Linked DNA regions of Homo sapiens: region 2 is linked to region 1. Evidence: chromatin loops called from intact Hi-C (ENCODE). Cell type or tissue: IMR-90. All regions are shown on one strand. Links, peaks and the distances in the headings refer to the core of each region. The heading gives the core; the rest is flanking DNA. Region 1 has its middle 220 kb from the start of TBX3. Region 2 overlaps TBX3-AS1 (TBX3 antisense RNA 1).

Evidence for each region. Hi-C counts contacts between places; a loop is a spot of excess contacts. Peaks named below come from ENCODE experiments on the same cell type or tissue, not always from the same donor. Only the 100,000 strongest peaks of a DNase experiment are listed, where the experiment ranks them.
Region 2: a loop joins it to region 1, with 2.0 times the contacts of the local background. A loop is called at or near these places in 2 of 110 quality-filtered maps.

What each region holds. Positions count from the first base shown.
Region 1 is chr12:114,898,336-114,906,994 of GRCh38, forward strand. No RefSeq gene overlaps it. Among named protein-coding and RNA genes, the nearest start is that of TBX3, 220 kb to the left of the region's middle. In IMR-90, for the core only: no CTCF peak of the experiment used is centred there; DNase peaks (open chromatin) are centred at 4,936, 5,256 and 6,536; H3K4me3 peaks cover 526 bases; H3K27ac peaks cover 552 bases.
Region 2 is chr12:114,759,370-114,768,028 of GRCh38, forward strand. It overlaps TBX3-AS1 (TBX3 antisense RNA 1), which reads left to right. Exons shown (of 2, transcript NR_187552.1): 2 at 7,915-8,619. Among named protein-coding and RNA genes, the nearest start is that of TBX3, 80 kb to the left of the region's middle. In IMR-90, for the core only: no CTCF peak of the experiment used is centred there; a DNase peak (open chromatin) is centred at 3,452; H3K4me3 peaks cover 189 bases; H3K27ac peaks cover 1,942 bases.

The sequences.
Region 1 (8,659 bases), core at 355-8,354:
AGTCCAAGCAACCTCATGACAAAGTCCACATGGAGGGGAATCAAGGTCCCAGGCTGACATGACAGTTTTGCCATGTGAATGAGCCGTCTTGTAAATGAATACTCTATCCTCACTGGAACTATTCCATCTGACACTGCATGGAACAGAATATGCCATCTCTGCTGATCCCTGCTAAATTACAAATTTGTGAGCAAAATGAATGACTGTCGTTATCTTAAGTTCCTAAGTTTTTAGGGTGGTTCTTCACACAGCAAAAGATAACTGTAACAGAAATCTCTTCTCCTACAAGACTGGCCATCTGTCTTATTGATGCAGATAGGAGCAGAGAAACTTGGGCTTCTCTAGGCTAACATCAGTTATTTCAAAATCCATTTGCTGAGCATTGCTTTGAAACCATGGTTTTATCCTTAGAAGCTTTCTTTGGGGGGTGGTGAGGAATTGAGGTGAAAGGTTGGGCAGAGCTACAGATCCCATTCCTTCTTCTACTTTAACTCTTTTGTATACTGGGATCCTAATTATAGCTAATGTCAGTCATTCATAAAATGCTTCTTACATGAAATACACTATCCTAAGCACTTTCCATAAATTATTTATTCCTCATAACAACACTTGAATTAGGTACTGTTATTGTTCCCATTTCATGGAAGAGAAAATTGAAGCCCAGAGAGAATAAATAACTTCCCTAAAGCCACATAGCTAGTGTGGCAGAACGCAGACTCAAACTCAGGATATCTGGCTCCAGAATTGATGCTCAGAACAATTCTCTATATTGTTTTACATAAATTTAAATTAGAACACAAAGGCTTTATGCTGAAAGAAATGCCAAAAAGTACTGTGTTTAGCATTTACTAAGTATTTTCCATGGCTTATCATGATGCTAGACTCAGGGGATTTAGAGATGAATCGATAATAATTACAGTTAAGCATTGTGTTAAATGGCTTGCTAAACTACATTATCTCATTTAATTTTAACAGAAATCATGTTATTACTCTTATCCCCATTTAACAGATGAGAAAATTAAGGCTCAGAGAAATTAAGGAGTTTGCTTGAGGCCATATGGGTGGTCTGACCACAAAGTCTCTTCCTAACTGCGTTGTGCTTGGTCGACGCCCTCTGGTTTTTCAGAATCTGGTTGGGGAGATGGACTAATGAACAGATGAAATATGAAGATACAAATGCTTTAAAGTAGGGATGTTATAAGGTGCTGGGGTGGGAGGGCATGAAGGAGAAAGGACCTAATTTTGCCCAGGGAAGAAGAGAAAGGATTGTTTTCAGAGGTGCTGACAGCTCAGGGATAAACAGTTAGACTTTGCCAGTCACACAAAGGAGATAGAGGTCATTCCAGGTGGAGTTGGGTGGGGAGAGGGTACAGGAAGTGTAAAGGTGAAAAAGCTAGAAGAAATGATACATGAAGGAAGCAAGCAGCACACATCTGCATTGCAGTGGACATCAGCAGACAAGGGTGCCGGAGAAACTGGCAGAGCAGCCTACAACGAAGCGTTGTTCTCTACCAAGTGCTTTGAACTCATCTCCGACAATGGCCATGCTTTCAAGATGGTTGACACTGACTCAAAAATGAGGGGCATCCACATAAACCTGTCCTTGCCGTTTTGGCTCCAGCTCCTACCTACTGTTTAAAAGCAGCATTTGCGGAAAGCAGAGGTCTCTGCAATTCATATAAGCCTGTCTCGTTCCCCAAGAACACATCATTTATTTCCTATAAGTGCCTGTCTTCCTCTTCTTCAAATATGGTCAGGGTTACAACTTTCTCTGCTTCCTGGGGGAGTTGCCCACTCTACACAGTAATTACTCACTCCATAAAGGCTGTCTCCAAACTCTCCTTCTCGGCCCTTTTTTCCCTGATCCTTTGCAACTGACCAGTTAAAGGGTGAGCACACTGCCGCTCTACTTGGCAAAAGACAGTCGCCATTTTGGATCTCATCTGAAAATGGTTGTCCCTGGGGAAAGCATCCTTTTCTCTGCTCCCTCGTTTTCTTAGTTTGAAGTCAGTGTAATTTATTTTGTGCCTTTCTTCCTCTTTTCTACACATCCAACCAGAAAAATGGAGATTTATCTATTTATAATATAATTATAAAGTTGATCTCATGCCCAAGTCATGCGACGTCCACATGGATTAGGGGTGGTGAATACAAGCTTCTAAGTCATAAGCACAACTACAAATACAACTTTATTTAACCTCTTTGAGTGTCATTCTTCTCATCTGAAATGAAGTCATACATCCTGTTCAAATCGTCTTTATCACATCCAGCAAGGCAGATGGGACAGAGATACAGAAACATTTTACACACACTATAAAGTGCCAATAGCCATAATATCAGCAGTAGCTAAGTTAGTAATAATAATGGTTTTTGAAAATGTGGAAGAATGCTTTAATAAAAGCTGGACTTCATCGGTTTGGAATTCCACTTCCTCTCTTTAAGAGCTGTGTGACCTTGGGCAAGTTGTTTAGCCTTTCTGTGCCTCAGTTTCCTCCACTGTAAAAAGATGTTAATGTCTTCCTCAAAGAGTTGTCAGAAGAATTAAATCAATGAACACAAAAGTACTTAGAATAGTGCCTGGCACATCATAAGCACTATACAAATGTTTGTTATTGTTATTGTTATTATTCTTTACAACTTGTTTCTACGTTTGCAGGTGGAAATTTTAACTTCTTTGGATAAAAATGACTCTCCAGTTTCAGACCCTCATATTCTGTAATTTATTCTAGTTAATTATAAAAACTAGTAACATGAATAATTGAGTAATAAGTGGACCCCTCATTCCTCAGAAAAGACAGTTATTTGCAAAAAGGAAGTTTTGGATGCAGGCCGTAATTTTAGGCATCTTAGCAATCAAAGCCCTAAACACACTGGGCTGTTTCAGGTTCTTTGTTGTACAACACTACGGCTTTAGGGCAGTGGAATTAGAAAACGGTCCACTCTAACACAGCTCAATTATTTGTCCGCAGTAGGCGGTTGATAAATACTTTTATTAAGACATTTATTATGAGAAGTCTTTGTATGGTTTTCGTACTTACCTTGTTAGTGATTGCTCTGATAAAGGTGTCTGATAAGGTCCAGGCTTGGCCTCATCATGAACCAAAATTAACACTCTGGGAACTCTGGCTTTCTGCCCCTCTCCCGGCTCGGCTATGCTATGCATGACTGTCACCTATTACTCACCCAAAGGATGGTAAAACTTTTAAAATCCACTCCCCCAAAAACCTCCTCACAATGAAAATGTATGAAAGAGATTAAGGCACGGAATGAAAACTATTTTTATAGGCAGTTTGGCCTGAGCTTTGAAGTTCAATAGGGAGTGATGTATTGCTATCAGCTTGGATTTCACACCTATTCAATTCTGTAGCCAGGTAATGATGAACAACCTCCTTAGGGTATAGAAGAATGAAACAAAATTAAGGCAAGCTGTGAAATGGCCCCCTTGCTCCAATTTCATCTCCGGGATAGATTGGAAGTTGCCGGAGTGTGTTTATACATTTTTCCCCTTTAAATTAGAAAGGTGGGGTGACGATACTGAAAATATTTTGCAAAAAGAAAAAATTATCGCTTATTATCCTAACACCCAAAGACAAAACAAAATTTTTATTTTAGAGTGTTACTGGTCAGTTCTGGTTCCTATGCAGAGGTACGATTACAGAGTTGCATGCGGAATTGACTTTAAAAGCATTTCATTCTTCACTAAGCATTTGATCATCCTTTGTGCTTCATTTTTCCCAAGTGAAAAAACAAACATAAAGTTATCATCTTGTTTGGAAAGTGAGCATTGCTGCATCATGTTTCTTTATTTTTTATTTTGATTTATTTTACTTTAAGTTCTGGGTTACATGTGCAGAACATGCAGGTTTGTTACATAGGTATACATGTGCCATGGTGGTTTGCTGCACCTATCAACCTGTCATCTAGGTTTTAAGCCCCGCATGCATTAGGTATTTGTCCTAATGCTGCATCATGTTTATTACCAAGCATCTTCTTTCGTACAGAGCTTTATTTTTTCGTCCTTGGAGGTTTTCAAATTGAGTGAGCAGCATGTTGCATTTCTGGAACAAATGGCCTTCATTTAGAGTCTTTGCCCATATGGAAAACCATTGTGTCCAAGATTGGAAGTGAAATTATTCATTGGCCTTCAGATTCTTACAGTGAGGTAAGGTCCACCCTCTCAGATCCAGCTGTGCTCGTCTCCGATCCAGTATCGATACCCAGCCTGCTCTCTGAGATCACCATGGGAACAGGGAAGCTTCTCCCAGCATCTGCACTCAATAATTACTCTGGGATCCCCTCCTCCCACCCCATGTAGCCCTTGGACATGCCAAGCTTGTTCTTATTAGGACTTTTGCATCTGCTATTCCCACTGTCTGCGACCCTCTTGCCAATTTCTGCATGGCCAGCTCCTCATCACTTAGGTCTTTCTGCTCCAATGTCACCTTTTCAGAGGCCCTCTCCAACTATCCTCACACGCCACCCAGTCATCATTCTCTGCCCCATTGCCTTATTATTTCATCCATTGCACTTGCCACTCTGAAAGTACCCTACTTATCTGTTTGTGCACATGCCCTGACACGTGTCTACTTCTGTGTACCCACACCTGGCCCCATGTTGAGTGAATGAATGAGAGAATAGCTCACTTAGATCCAGCCTGCTTCACTTCACCCCACCTCGTGAATGCACCTTAAGCGTTTATTCAGGCTGGGATGGGAACAGGACACTAAACCGCGGCTCCAATTATTTGCATTGTGATTTACAACTTATTAGCATTTATTTATGCAGCACCTGTGAGGAGCATGTGGGCCCTGTCATGAGGGCTCAGCACGCACTGTGTTGTTTCATCCTCGTAACAACTTTGTATTATGAGTAAGCTGACTTTCCCCTCTTTCCGTTTTTCTGTTCCTCACATACCAACTCAGTCACTCACAGTTTCAATGGCCTGGCTATTTGCCTTCTCCTGAGCTAAGCCCTCCAGCCTGGACTTCGCCTTTCTGCTTTTACCCTGCCCTAGGACGGCAGGGAGATTTACTGGACCGGTCCACAAAGGCAGCAGAGAGGGGGAATCTTATAGAAATTCAATGTCATTCAGTAAAGCATTTCTTGAAATCTACTACACGAAGGGATGCCGTGATAGAGAAAGCTATGCCTGATCCCTTCTGAAGCCTGTAAAATATTATCTCCCTCCCTCCCTTTGTCCTTCTCTCCCTCCTCTCTGTCTCTCGCTCACCTCTTCCTTCACACCACATCATCGGTGGGAGAAGCAAGATACAGGCAATGGTTGCTCAGCAGGAAGTTCAGGAGACTGCGGGCTCCTCTGGGAACCTCTTGTGCTCCGTGGATCCTGGGAACTGCTCATCCACATGGTTCAAATGAAATGAGGTGTGTGTGAGTGTGAGTGTGTATGTGTGTGACAGTGTGTGAGTGTGAGAAAGTGTGTGAGACTGTGTGTGCATGTGTGTGAGGCTATGTGTGAGTGTATGAAAATGTGTGGAAGAGTGATGAGAATGTGTGAGTGTGAGAATGTGAGTGTGTGAGTGGAGAGCATGAGAATGTGACAGTGTGAGTGTGTGTGTGCATATATGAGTGTGAAAGTGTGTGAGAGTGTGAGGGACTTGTGCATGTGCATGAGGCTGTGTGTATGAAAGTGTGTAGGAGAATGCGAACAAGTGAGAATGTGTGTATGAGAATGTGAGCGTGTGTTTGAGTGTATGGAGACTGTGAGAATGTGACTGTGCAAGTGTGTGCATACGTGTGTGAAAGTGTGTGAGTGTGTGGAAATGTGTGTGCATGCGTGTGTGTGAAAGTGTGAGAGTGCATGGGAATGTGTGAGTGTGTGAGAGTGTGTGTGTACATGTGTGTAAAGCATGTCTGATTGTGTGGGAGTGTGTGTGCATACATGTTTGTGAAAGGGTGTATGTGTGTGGGAACGTGTGACAGTATGAGTGGCTGGAGAGAGAGGGCAAGTGTGTATGAATGTGAGAGTGTGACAGTGTGAGAGTGTGTGCACACTGTGTGGGGGGAATGTGTGAGTGTATGAGAGTGTAAAGGTGTGTGAGGGAGAAAGTGTGTGAAAGTATGAGTGCATGTACATGTAAGTGTGTGAAAGTGTGCGGGGGAACATCAGTGTGTGTTAGAATCGTGTGTGATTGTGAGTGTGACAATGTGTATATGAGTCTGAGAATGTGTACGAGTGTGTATGTGAAAGTGTGTGTGAGAAAGTGTGAATGTATGCATGAGCATGTGTGAGAAACAGTGTATGAGCATGTGTGTTTGCGTGAGAAAGTGTATGTGTGTAAGCGTGTGTGAGAAAGTGTGTATGTGAGTGTGTGTGAATGTGTGCACATGTGTGAGTGTAAAAGTGTGTGTATGTGTGAGGAAGTGTGCGAGAATGTGAGTGTGTGTATAAAAGTGTGTGTGTATGTGTGTGAACATGTGTGAGAGTGTGTGAGAGCATGTGTGTTAGTGTGTGTGAGAAAGTGTGTGTATGTGAGTGTGTGTGTGTGAACATGTGTGGGACACAGGGGATGACTCAAATGCTGAGTCACCTTGGCTGTTGTGCCTGCCCAGCAGGTCACTCAGCTGCATAGTGAGATGGGAGAGAAGTGGGGCCTGTTTTTCACAGTTGGTACTCAGGTGGAAAGCTCCCTGTTTAAAGTGGTCAGGAGGAGGGTGCCCAGCCCACCATGCATCTCATGACTATTCAGAGGGAACAACATACGGAACCAGCTCCCAGGCTCCAGCATTTGTCCATTGTGAATTAAAGATTTCCGCTTCCTCCGATTTTTGACTGGCTAGAATCAGCTAGGCCACCCGCAAGTTGGTTCACTGGTGGGGCAGGAGGATTGGTACAGAATGAAGATTCCCCTCTCCCCCTTCAACTTTCCTGTCAGAAACTTTCTCCTCCCAACAGAAGTCCTTTGGAATATCCTTGTGACACCATGCTTCTTGGAGGCCCCCTCTTTGCTGATGGCTGAAGGCTCAGTCAAAACTTACTTGACTTCCTTTTAACCGCTCCCTAAGCTCTGTCCCTCATACTTATCCCTCAGCTCCCCGTTCTGAGATCTTGTCTCCCTGGTTCTGAGCTCCATCCTAAAGGCTCAAGTGAGAATCTAAGGCATTGAATTTCAGCAAGAATCTCATTTCCTTCTTGCCCCCAGTTGACTATACTCACACTATCTTCTAAATCTTCTCCCAGTGAGAGGAAGTAAGGTAATTTTTACTTTTCATTTAACAGTTGGGGGAAATGGAAGAACACAAAGTTTATGGAACTTCCCCATGGTCCCTTCCATTTGTGAACTTCCAATTCACAAACTCAAAACCCAATTGTCTGACTTTAAAGCCTCTTTGTCCCCCTGTGGCCAATATTTGACTCTCCATATTGCCAAGAAACTAGAGGCAAGACCAGGGGTCACTGAGTACCCAGCTGCTGCACCTACTCACTTCACTCCTTCCCTCACAGAGCCTGCGACTGGGTTGGGGATGAAGCCACCAACTCATTGCCCAAGTGGTATCGCTTCATGTTTGTTTTTCCATCTGTAAAATGGGCTTAATAATAGCAGGGGTGTTGTGGGCCAGATTAATTAATGTTTGGACAAGTTCTTTGAGATTACCTGGATGAAAGGTGTGAGGGGAGTGCCAAGGCTTATTAGTGCAGAGGCATTTGCCAGGACTAATTTAGGATTCCCCATGTTTCCCAGTTAGCAGCCTCCATAGTGATCACTTACTCAGGGAATAGTTAGAGGGCAGGCAATATCCCAACATCAGGCCTGGCTTGTGATGGCAGAGGGTATAGGTTATGGTGGCTTTTCATGAGAATATTGCCTCATCCCTCATTGGTGGTTTGTCCTTCCATGTTGAAGTCTATGGTCCCACTCATGTATGGCCTTTGACTTAAGGATATGAGTGGAAAGAGGACAACAGGATCAATAAGATGGGCTGAGGGCCCACTGAATAGATACACCCCAATACAACTTTTGCCTCTGTATAAGCAGGATAATGACCATAGGTGCCTTAGGTAGCCAAAGAACCTGGAAATCAACAGAAAAAATAAACAGCTACCTATGCATGGAAGGAATGGGTGATGAATACATTTTACACAAGGATATCCACACAGTCGCAGAAAGACACAACCTCTATCAGACTGTAACTAAAAAAGCCAAAAAGAAATTTCTCCTCTTCATTCTGCCTCACTTTTTATTATACTGTTCAATTATACTTTTTTTTAAATAAATGTTTCGGAACTGTTTTGGATTTACAGAAAAATCATCAAGATAGTATAGAGCTCTCACCTGTCCTACATGCAGTATCCTCTATAATTAACGTCTTACATGAGTATGGTATATTTGTCACAGTGAATGAACCAATATTGATGCATTATGATTAACTAACACCCATACTTTATTATTCAGACGTCCTTAGTGTGTCCTCGTGTCCTTTTTCTGTTCTAGGATCTCATCCAGGATACCACACTACATTTAGTTGTCCCATCTCCTTAGGCTCCTCTTGGCTGTGGCCATTTCCCAGACTTTCTTTGTTTTTGATGACCTTGACAGCTTTGAGGAGTACTGGTCAGATATTTTGTAGGATGTCCCTCAACTGGGGTTTGTTTGATGTTTTTCTCATGATTAGACTAGGGCTATGGGTTTTGCTAAGTCAG
Region 2 (8,659 bases), core at 269-8,268, 140 kb before region 1:
TGTGAACTTCAAAATATGATAGGAGGGTAGATCTCATGTTAAATGTTCTTATCACAGGAAAAGCAAACAAAAAACAATAACAAAAACAAAAGCACACAGGACACTTAGGAAGGTGTTGGATATGTCTATTACTTTGAATGTGATGGTGGTAGCACGGGTGTCCACACACATTTGAACTCATCAAACTTACACACGTTAAATATATCCAGTTTTGGATATATACAGGCGCAGTAGCTCACGCCTGTAATCCTAGCACTTTAGGAGGCCGAGACAGGAGGATCATTTAAGCACAGGAATTCAAGACTAGCCTGGGCAAAATAGTGAGAACTTATCTCTATTTTAAAAAATAATAATAATAAAATAAATAAATATATCCCATTCTTTGTATATCTATTTCTCAATAAAGCTGTTAAAAAATACTCCTAGCTGGGCGTGGTGACTCACGCCTGTAATTCTAGCACTTTGGGAGGGCGAGGCGGGTGGATCACTTGAGGTCAGGAGTTTGAGGGCAGCCTGGCCAAGATGGTAAGATCCTGTCTCTACAAAAAAATACAAAAATTAGCTGGGCATTGTGGCGCTCGCCTGTAGTCCCAGCTACTTGGAAGGCTGAGGCAGGAGAATCACTTGAACCCGCAAGGTGGAGGTTGCAGCGAGCCGAGATCGCAGCACTGTACTCCAGAGTGGGTAATAGAGTGAGACTCTGTCTCAACAAAAAAGAAAAAAAAAAAAACAAAACCTATTTTATAGGGTTATTTTTATGATTCATTGGGTGAGTATTTATAAAGTGTACAGAAGACTACCTGAAAATAAATGCTTGAATGAGCTGTTGTAGTCTTTCTCTTGCTACGTGAAAGCCAGAAACAGGTATATTATCTCTGTAACCTCAGTGCCTGATATGCTCTGTCATTTGGAGGATGTTTGCTGAATGACTGTATGACCTTCAGTTGCTGGAGATGATGGTAGAAGGCTGACCTACCTCCCACATGCAGACAGTAGACACCTAAGCCTACAGCTAAGTCTGCCAGAAGTCCCACTTCCCAGCCTGTTTCCAGACTCATATGTCCTCGGGGGAGAGGGGTAAAAACAAAGAAAGCTCCAGATCCGGTTTGGCTAATGTGTGGAAAATTCCACAGATGCACTGTCTGGTCCCAATCGCCCTTCTCACTGCCACCAACTGCAGCATGGCAGACACACCAGAGAAAAGAGAAGGTGAAAACATTTCTGAATGCAGAAGCAAATTCAGCTGGTGCGTGGGGAGCACAATGTTCCAAACACAATTAAAACCCAATCAGCGTCCGGAAAAGTGCATTCATGTCCGTCAATCAAATGACAGAGCACATGTGGCGTAGGCATCTCTCTGGGGGCTGCTTCTTCAAGAGTCGTCATTGATGGCAGAGATGGCCCCCACCCAGGCAGAATCCAGCATAAGCCTTAGTCTCAGAGGCTGGGATTCCAGGTAGAGGAAGAAGCCTAGGACCTATCTCCAATTTTTTTTTTTTTTTTTTTTTTTTTTTTTTTTTTTGAGATGGAGTTTCGTTCTTGTTGCCCAGGCTGGAGTGCAACGGCGCGATCTCAGCTCACCGCAACCTCCACCTCCTGGATTTAAGCGATTCTTCTGCCTTATCCTCCTGAGTAGCTGGGATTACAGGTGCCCGCCACCATGCTCGGCTATTTTTTGTGTGTTTTTAGTAGAGACGGGGTTTTCTCCATGTTGGTCAGGCTGGTCTCGAACTCCTGACCTCAGGTGATCTCCCCGCTTCAGACTCCCAAAGTGCTGGGATTACGGCTGTGAGCCACCACGTCTGGCCTTGTTTTTTTTGTTTTTGTTTTGTTTTGTTTTTTTTTTGAGATGGAGTTTCACTCTTGTTGCCCAGGCTGGAGTGCAATGGCATGATCTTGGCTCAATGCACTCTCTGCCTCCTGAGTTCAAGCAATTTTTCTATCTCAGCCTCCTGAATAGCTGGGACTACAGGCGTGTGCCACTCTGCCCAATTTTTTTTGTATTTTTAGTAGAGATGGGGTTTCACCATTTTGGCCAGTCTGGTCTCAAACTCCTGATCTCAAGTGATCCGCCAGCCTCTGCCTCCCAAAGTGTTAGAATTACAGGCGTGAGCCACCGTGCCCGACTTTGTTTTCTTTTTAACTCTTGATGTATGTCGATGCTGAAGAGGAGAGATCAGCTGACTCTTCTTAGGAGCCCATTTCTTTTTTTTTGAGATGGAGTTTGGCTCTGTCACCCAGGCTGGAGTGCAGTGGCACCATCTTGGCTCACTGCAACCTCCACCTCCTGGGTTCAAGCGATTCTCCTGCCTCAGCCTCCTGAGTAGCTGGGATTACAGGCATCCGCCCCCATGCCTGGCTAATTTTTGTATTTTAGTAGAGACAGGGTTTCACCACGTTAGCCAGGCTGTTCTCGAACTCCTGGGCTCAGGTGATCCACCTGCCTCGGCCTCCCAAAGTGCTCCCAAAGGCGTGAGCCACTGTAGCTGGTCCCCATTTATTTTCAAGAAGGAATGAGAGTGGCTCATTGATTGAATCAACACATATTTCATGTGGGGCTGGGATTACGGATGGTGGCTCACATTTGTAATCCCAGCACTTTGGGAGGCTGAGGAGGATGAATTCCTTGGCCCCAGGAGTTCAAGACCAGCCTGGGCAACATAGTGAGACCCCAATTCTACAAAAACTTTAAAAAATTAGCCAGGCGTGGCGTCACAGGCCTGTGGTCCTAGCCACTAGGGAGGCTGAGGTGGGAGGATTGCTTGAGCCTGGGAGGTCAAGACTGCAGTGAGCCATGATCGTGCCACTCCACTCCAGCCTGGGTAACAGAGCAAGACTCTGTCAAAAAAAAAAAAAAAAAAATTCATTTGGAGGATGCTTCTATAAGCCCACTGCAGTGCTAGGTCAGTAGTTCTCAACTAGGGGTGATGTCCCCAGGTGACATTGTGCAATATCTAGAGACAATTTTGGTTGACACAACTTGGGGTGCATCTAGTTTGTAGAGGTCAAAGATACTGTTAAATATATTGCAATGCACAGGCCGGCTCCTATAACAAAGAATTACCCAGTTGGAAATATCAAGAGTGCTGAGGTGGAGAAACCCTGAGTTTAGGCCCAAGTGTTATACGACAAGGCCCAAGCGTTATACGACAAGACAGAACAAGACAGACGTGGTCATTGCGCTGGCTGGGTTTCCTTGAACTTGGCCGGCTTAACTATTTCTTTAAATAGCTGGATGTGGAGAGAGGCCCCTTTAAGGACAGTGTTGGTGTTTCTTTTCTCCTCTAGCGTGTGTCTCTGGGGCCTGCTGTGTGGCCGGGTGTTGGCTGGTGAGTATGTATGTGCGTGCGTGTGTGTGTGCGTGCGTGTGTGTGTGTGCGCGTGCGTGTGTGCGTGCGTGTGTATGTGTGTGTTCAGAGCTGTGGGGGGTGTCTGTTTGGACTTGTGCGGTTGTCTGTTTATGTCTGTGTACATCGGTGTGGCTCTGTAAGAACTTTTCTGTCATTTCCTTCCCCTGCTTGCCAGAGAGGCAGATGTGGCTTGCAACGTCCTTCTAAGGTCAAATTCATCACCAGACGAGATTAAGAAACCATTAGGGAAAGACCCTCCTTTGCTCCCTTCCATCTTCCCATCCAATCCCAATACCCTTCCACCCTCCCTGCCCCCACCTCGGGGATAAAACTAGAGGTCAGTAAACTTGCCTCTGAGCTGAAGCTTTGAACTTGAAGTTCAGGCTAACTCCACTGTGCCTGCCTAGGCATCCAGGAAGTATTAAAAATGGTGTTTCAGAGGAATCAAAGCACAGCCAGGACAATGATGGATCCAAACTGGAATTTTTTATCTCTGCATTATTAAAATTTGGGGCTGGGTAATTTGTGTGTGGCGGGGGGCGGCGGGGAGGGAGGCTGTCCTGGGCCTTGTAAGATGTTGTGCAGCATTTTTGGTCTGCATCCACTAGATGCACCCCCAGTTGTGACAACCAAAAATGTCTCCAGACGTTGTCTAACATCCCCTGACGCACACAATGAATCCCAGTTGAAAAGTCATCGATCTACAAATACATAGAGCAATGTGGTGAATCTCACGTGCTTAATTTTTTTTTTTCAGTATTGATGAGATACTTTTGGTAATAACGAGATACTACTGAATCAGCCCATTTTTTACTTTTTTTTTTTTTTTTTTTTTTTTGAGGCAGTCTAGCTCTGTCACCCAGGCTGGAGTACAGTGGGGCAATCTCGACTCACAGCAACCTCTGCCTCCCGGGTTCAAGCAATTCTTCTACCTCAGCCTCCCAAGTAGCTGGGATTACAGGTGCCTGCCACCATACCCGGCTAATTTTTTTATATTTTTAGTCGAGATGGGGTTTCACCATGTTGGCTGGGCTGGTCTTGAACTCCTGACCTCAGGTGATCCACCCACCTCAGCCTCCCAAAGTGCTGGGATTACAGGTGTGAGCCACCATGCCGGGCCTCACACACTTAATTTTGAAGGAAAGAAGCCAGCTACTCAAGTGTGATGTTGTGTGGTTCTGTTGATGAAAAGCACAAAAATATGCAGAGCTAATCGATTCTGTTAGATGTCAGGAGAGTGGTTGCTTTATCCTAGTGCATATTGACTGGAAGGAGACACTGTGGGGACTTCTGGGGATGTCTGTTTCTTTTTAATCTGAATGCTAGGTATGCATATGTTATGTGTGTAGTTTTCTGTGTATGTTGCACCTGAATTAGAAGCAGATGTGTGCTGAAGCTAGCGCAGTGGCTCACACCTGTAATTCTAGCACTTTTGGAGGCCAAGGCGGGCGGATCTCTTGAGGTTAGGAGTTTGAGACCAGCCTGACCAACATGGCAAATCCCCCTCTCTACTAAAAATACAAAAAAACTAGCCAGGTGTGGTGGTGCATGTCTGTGTTCCCAACTACTTGGGAGGCTGAGGCAGGAGAATTGTTTGAACTCGGTAGGCAGGCGTTGCAGTGAGTCGAGATCTCACCACTGCACTCCAGCCTGGGTGACAGAGCGAGACTCTGTCTCTACAAAAAAAAAAAAAAAAAAAAAAAAAAAAAAAGGAATATATGTGCTGAGAGGAGCACATATATTAAAGAAATACATTTGGAAAATCAGCACAGACTGTCTTAAAAAAAAAAAATCCTAACAGTACAGGTTTATCTTCCCAAACTCTGTAGTGGACAGTTTATGAGAAGTTTTATTCAAATGATTCTTACAGAATCCCCCCAGCTGTTTCTAAAGCTGCAGGGACAATAAGACCATGAAGCAATGATCTGATTGAAGAGAACACGTTGTCAGCCGCCATACAAACACACACTCACTCACACACACACACACCCTCAAACAGAGATGTCACGGGGCCTGTGTAGAATCGAATTTCCTGCCTTTGTGTTCCCCAAGCAGCCCTTCAGAGGAGAGAAAACTGCAAACTGACACATGAAATGGACCAATATGCCAGGTTGAGACTTCTACAAACAAATGGCCCTTTTCATCTTCTGGAGGGGAAAAAATAATCTACGTGGGCGACAATCAGAGCTTGCCTCTTTTCAGCCATTTAAAAGGAAAATGGGGCTGGGTGTGGTGGCTCATGCCTGTAATCCTAGCACTTTGGGAGGCTGAGGTGGGAGAACTCCAGCTCAGAAATTCGAGACCAGCTTGGGCAACATAGTGAGATGAGACCCTGTCTCTCTATTAAAAAAAAATAAAAATAAAAATAAAGGGAAAGTGAGTCAGCCCAGTAGCTCACATGTGTAATCCCAGCACTGAGAGGCCGAGGCAGAAAGATGGCTTGAGCCTAGTAGTTTGAGACCAGCCTGGGCAACATAGTGAGACCTCCGTCTCTACTTAAAAAAAAAAAATTAGCCAAGTATGGTGGAGTGCATCTGTAGTCCTAGCTACTCAGGAAGCTGAGGTGGGAGAATCACTTGAGCCCAGGAGTTCAAGGCTGCAGTGAGCTATGATCGTGCCACTGCACTCCAGCCTGGGCAACAAGCAAGATCCTGCCTTTAAAAATTAATTAATTAATTAATTAATGGAAAGCGTGGCTTCGCGGCTCTGTCCTGAATCCTATTCACGCATGCTGGTCCCATCTCAGTCCAGAGGACCCCAGAATATTACACTTGTAGCATCTTGGGTCATAATGGACACCAATGCAGCCACATGGATACCAAAAGCACAGACTATAGGCATTCCATATTTTCTTTAGTGTCCTCTTTCAGGGAAACCTGAGGAAGGTTCTGGAAGCAGGAGGATCCCAAAATGTGCCTGAGAGACCCCTGTCTTCATCCCAGAGGCCTCCTTAGACATCAGCATTTGGGGAAAAAACTGTGGACATTTGCTGCAGCCTCCCCAGCTGGTCAGCATTATTAAAGTGGGGCACATCTGTTCTTGGCTGTTAGCACGGAGAAGAGGAGGGGGTCGAGTGAGAGGAGAAATCCCCAAACGCTTGGACTGATCCCACCTAGTACTAAGAGCAAATTGCCTCTAAGTTGGCATCACGGAGAAGTGCTTCATGAAGGGGCAGAGATTCCTCATCAAAATACCCCTTCTTACCCACTTCCCTCCTGCCGCCCTTCCCCCTCCTCTCTCTGTCTAAAACTCCCCAGGTTCTAGCCAGTCTTGAGATTTATGACCTGTTTTATTTTGTGAACCCCCTAAGATCGTATTTGGGTGATGAGGAGCTGAGAGGTCTGCAGATAGCCTGTTGGTTGGAAAAGGGAGTATAAAGTATAATGAATGCAGTATATTTCCCAGTTGCTCTTTCATGCACATACATAAAGTTATAAATGCCCCCGAGCGTGTGGCAAGCACATAGCGGCCTTTGAAACACACACAGCAATATGCTCAGAGACAGCACCCCCCCCCCCCAGACCCATGCACAGCGAGGCATCACACGCTTGCAAACACATGCAAAAGACCCACAGGCGTACAGGAGCATATTCATGCACAAGCAGACCCATACCAACATACAAAACTAGAAACAGATGCAAACCAACATCCAACATCAGACCCAGATGGGGCTATGCACCCCAATATGCACCCCCCTACTGCTGCGGCCCCTCCAAAAAGTTGAAATGCACAGTGCTGGAAGGATCCTTTTAGCTCCCTCTTCAATTTCCCTTGCAATATGAATGTCTTCCAAATTGCAGCCCTGGGACCTACAAACTGCACTCCATTCTGCTTTCTTTTCTTTTTCTTTTTCTTTTTTTTTTTTGAGACAGACTCTCGCTCTGTTGCCCAGGCTGGAGTGCAGTGGCATGATCTCAGCTCACCGCAAGCTCCGCCTCCTGGGTTCAGCCATTCTCCTGCCTCAGCCTCCCTAGTAGCAGGGACTACAGGCGCCCGCCACCATCCCCAGCTAATTTTTTGTATTTTTAGTAGAGGCGGGGTTTCACCCTGTTAGCCAAGATGGTCTCGATCTCCTGACCTCGTGATCCGCCCGCCTCCCAAAGTGCTGGGATTACAGGCGTGAGCCACTGCGCCCGGCATTTTTTTTTTTTTTTTTTTTTGAGACAGAGTCTCCCTCTGTCACCAGGCTGGAGTGCAGTGGTGTGATCTTGGCTCGCTGCAACCTCCGACTCCCTGGTTCAATTGATTCTCCTGCCTCAGCCTCCCGAGTAGCTGGGGTTACAGGCACGCACCACCACGCCCAGCTAATTTGTGTATTTTTAGTAGAGACGAGGTTTCACCATGTTGGCCAGGATGGTCTAGATTTCCTGACATCATGATCCCCCCGTCTCAGCCTCCCAAAGTTCTGGGATTACAGGCGTGAGCCACCGCGCCTGGCCTCTACTTTCTTAATAAGACCTCCAGGCGCATGACAAAGCAGAAACCTTCAGAAACAAAATCTACCGAGTTCGAAGAACGGGCCTGGCCCAAGGCACTTTGGACGCTGTCCGTTCTGTCTTCACAGCGGCTTGCAGTAAACTTCTTGGAGGAGAATTGGCATTGCAAGGGTGTTACTGGAGACCTCGGCAAGAAAGTGAATGCAAAGACAGATGACCCAGGAACCCGTGATGGATAAGGCTCTTGACAGCCAGGACGTGGAATTACAGGGGGTCTCTTTGAGAGACAAAATAAAAAAAATAGCCCAGTAATCTTCCTTCCACCCTTTTCTCCCAGATCTAATTACAGATGTCTTGACATTCCTTCTGCATAGAATTTCCTTAAAAGATTTGCCAAGAAGAAACATTTGGAAACTGTGTTTTAGGTATAATCCGTCTGGGAGTCACTCTTGCTCGCTTTGTCGTTAGATGACAAAACGCTTAATTACAGCGAGCACAATGTATACCACATTTGGAAAACTGGATTCTTGACCTAAATAATGTACCCCATACTGACAATGGCCTTTTGGCAAAACTTGTGTCTCTGATCTCACATTAATTACTACACAAATATACTTATTGTGGGCACCGAGTTTATGGGATGGAGTCCTCTTGACACATGTTCACCATAAAAACACATTTTTTTCCCTTCCCCTGACCCTAAGGAAAAGAAAAAAAAAAAGATTAACATTTTTCAAGATGCTGTTTTAGTGACATGAAAACTGTCTGTTGAGTGTTCACTCGGCTTTTGTTCTTTTTCTTTTCTCCTTTTATTAAAAAGCCTTTCAAACCAAGCATTCCTGGTTTGTGATTCTTTACTTTTGCTTTTATGCT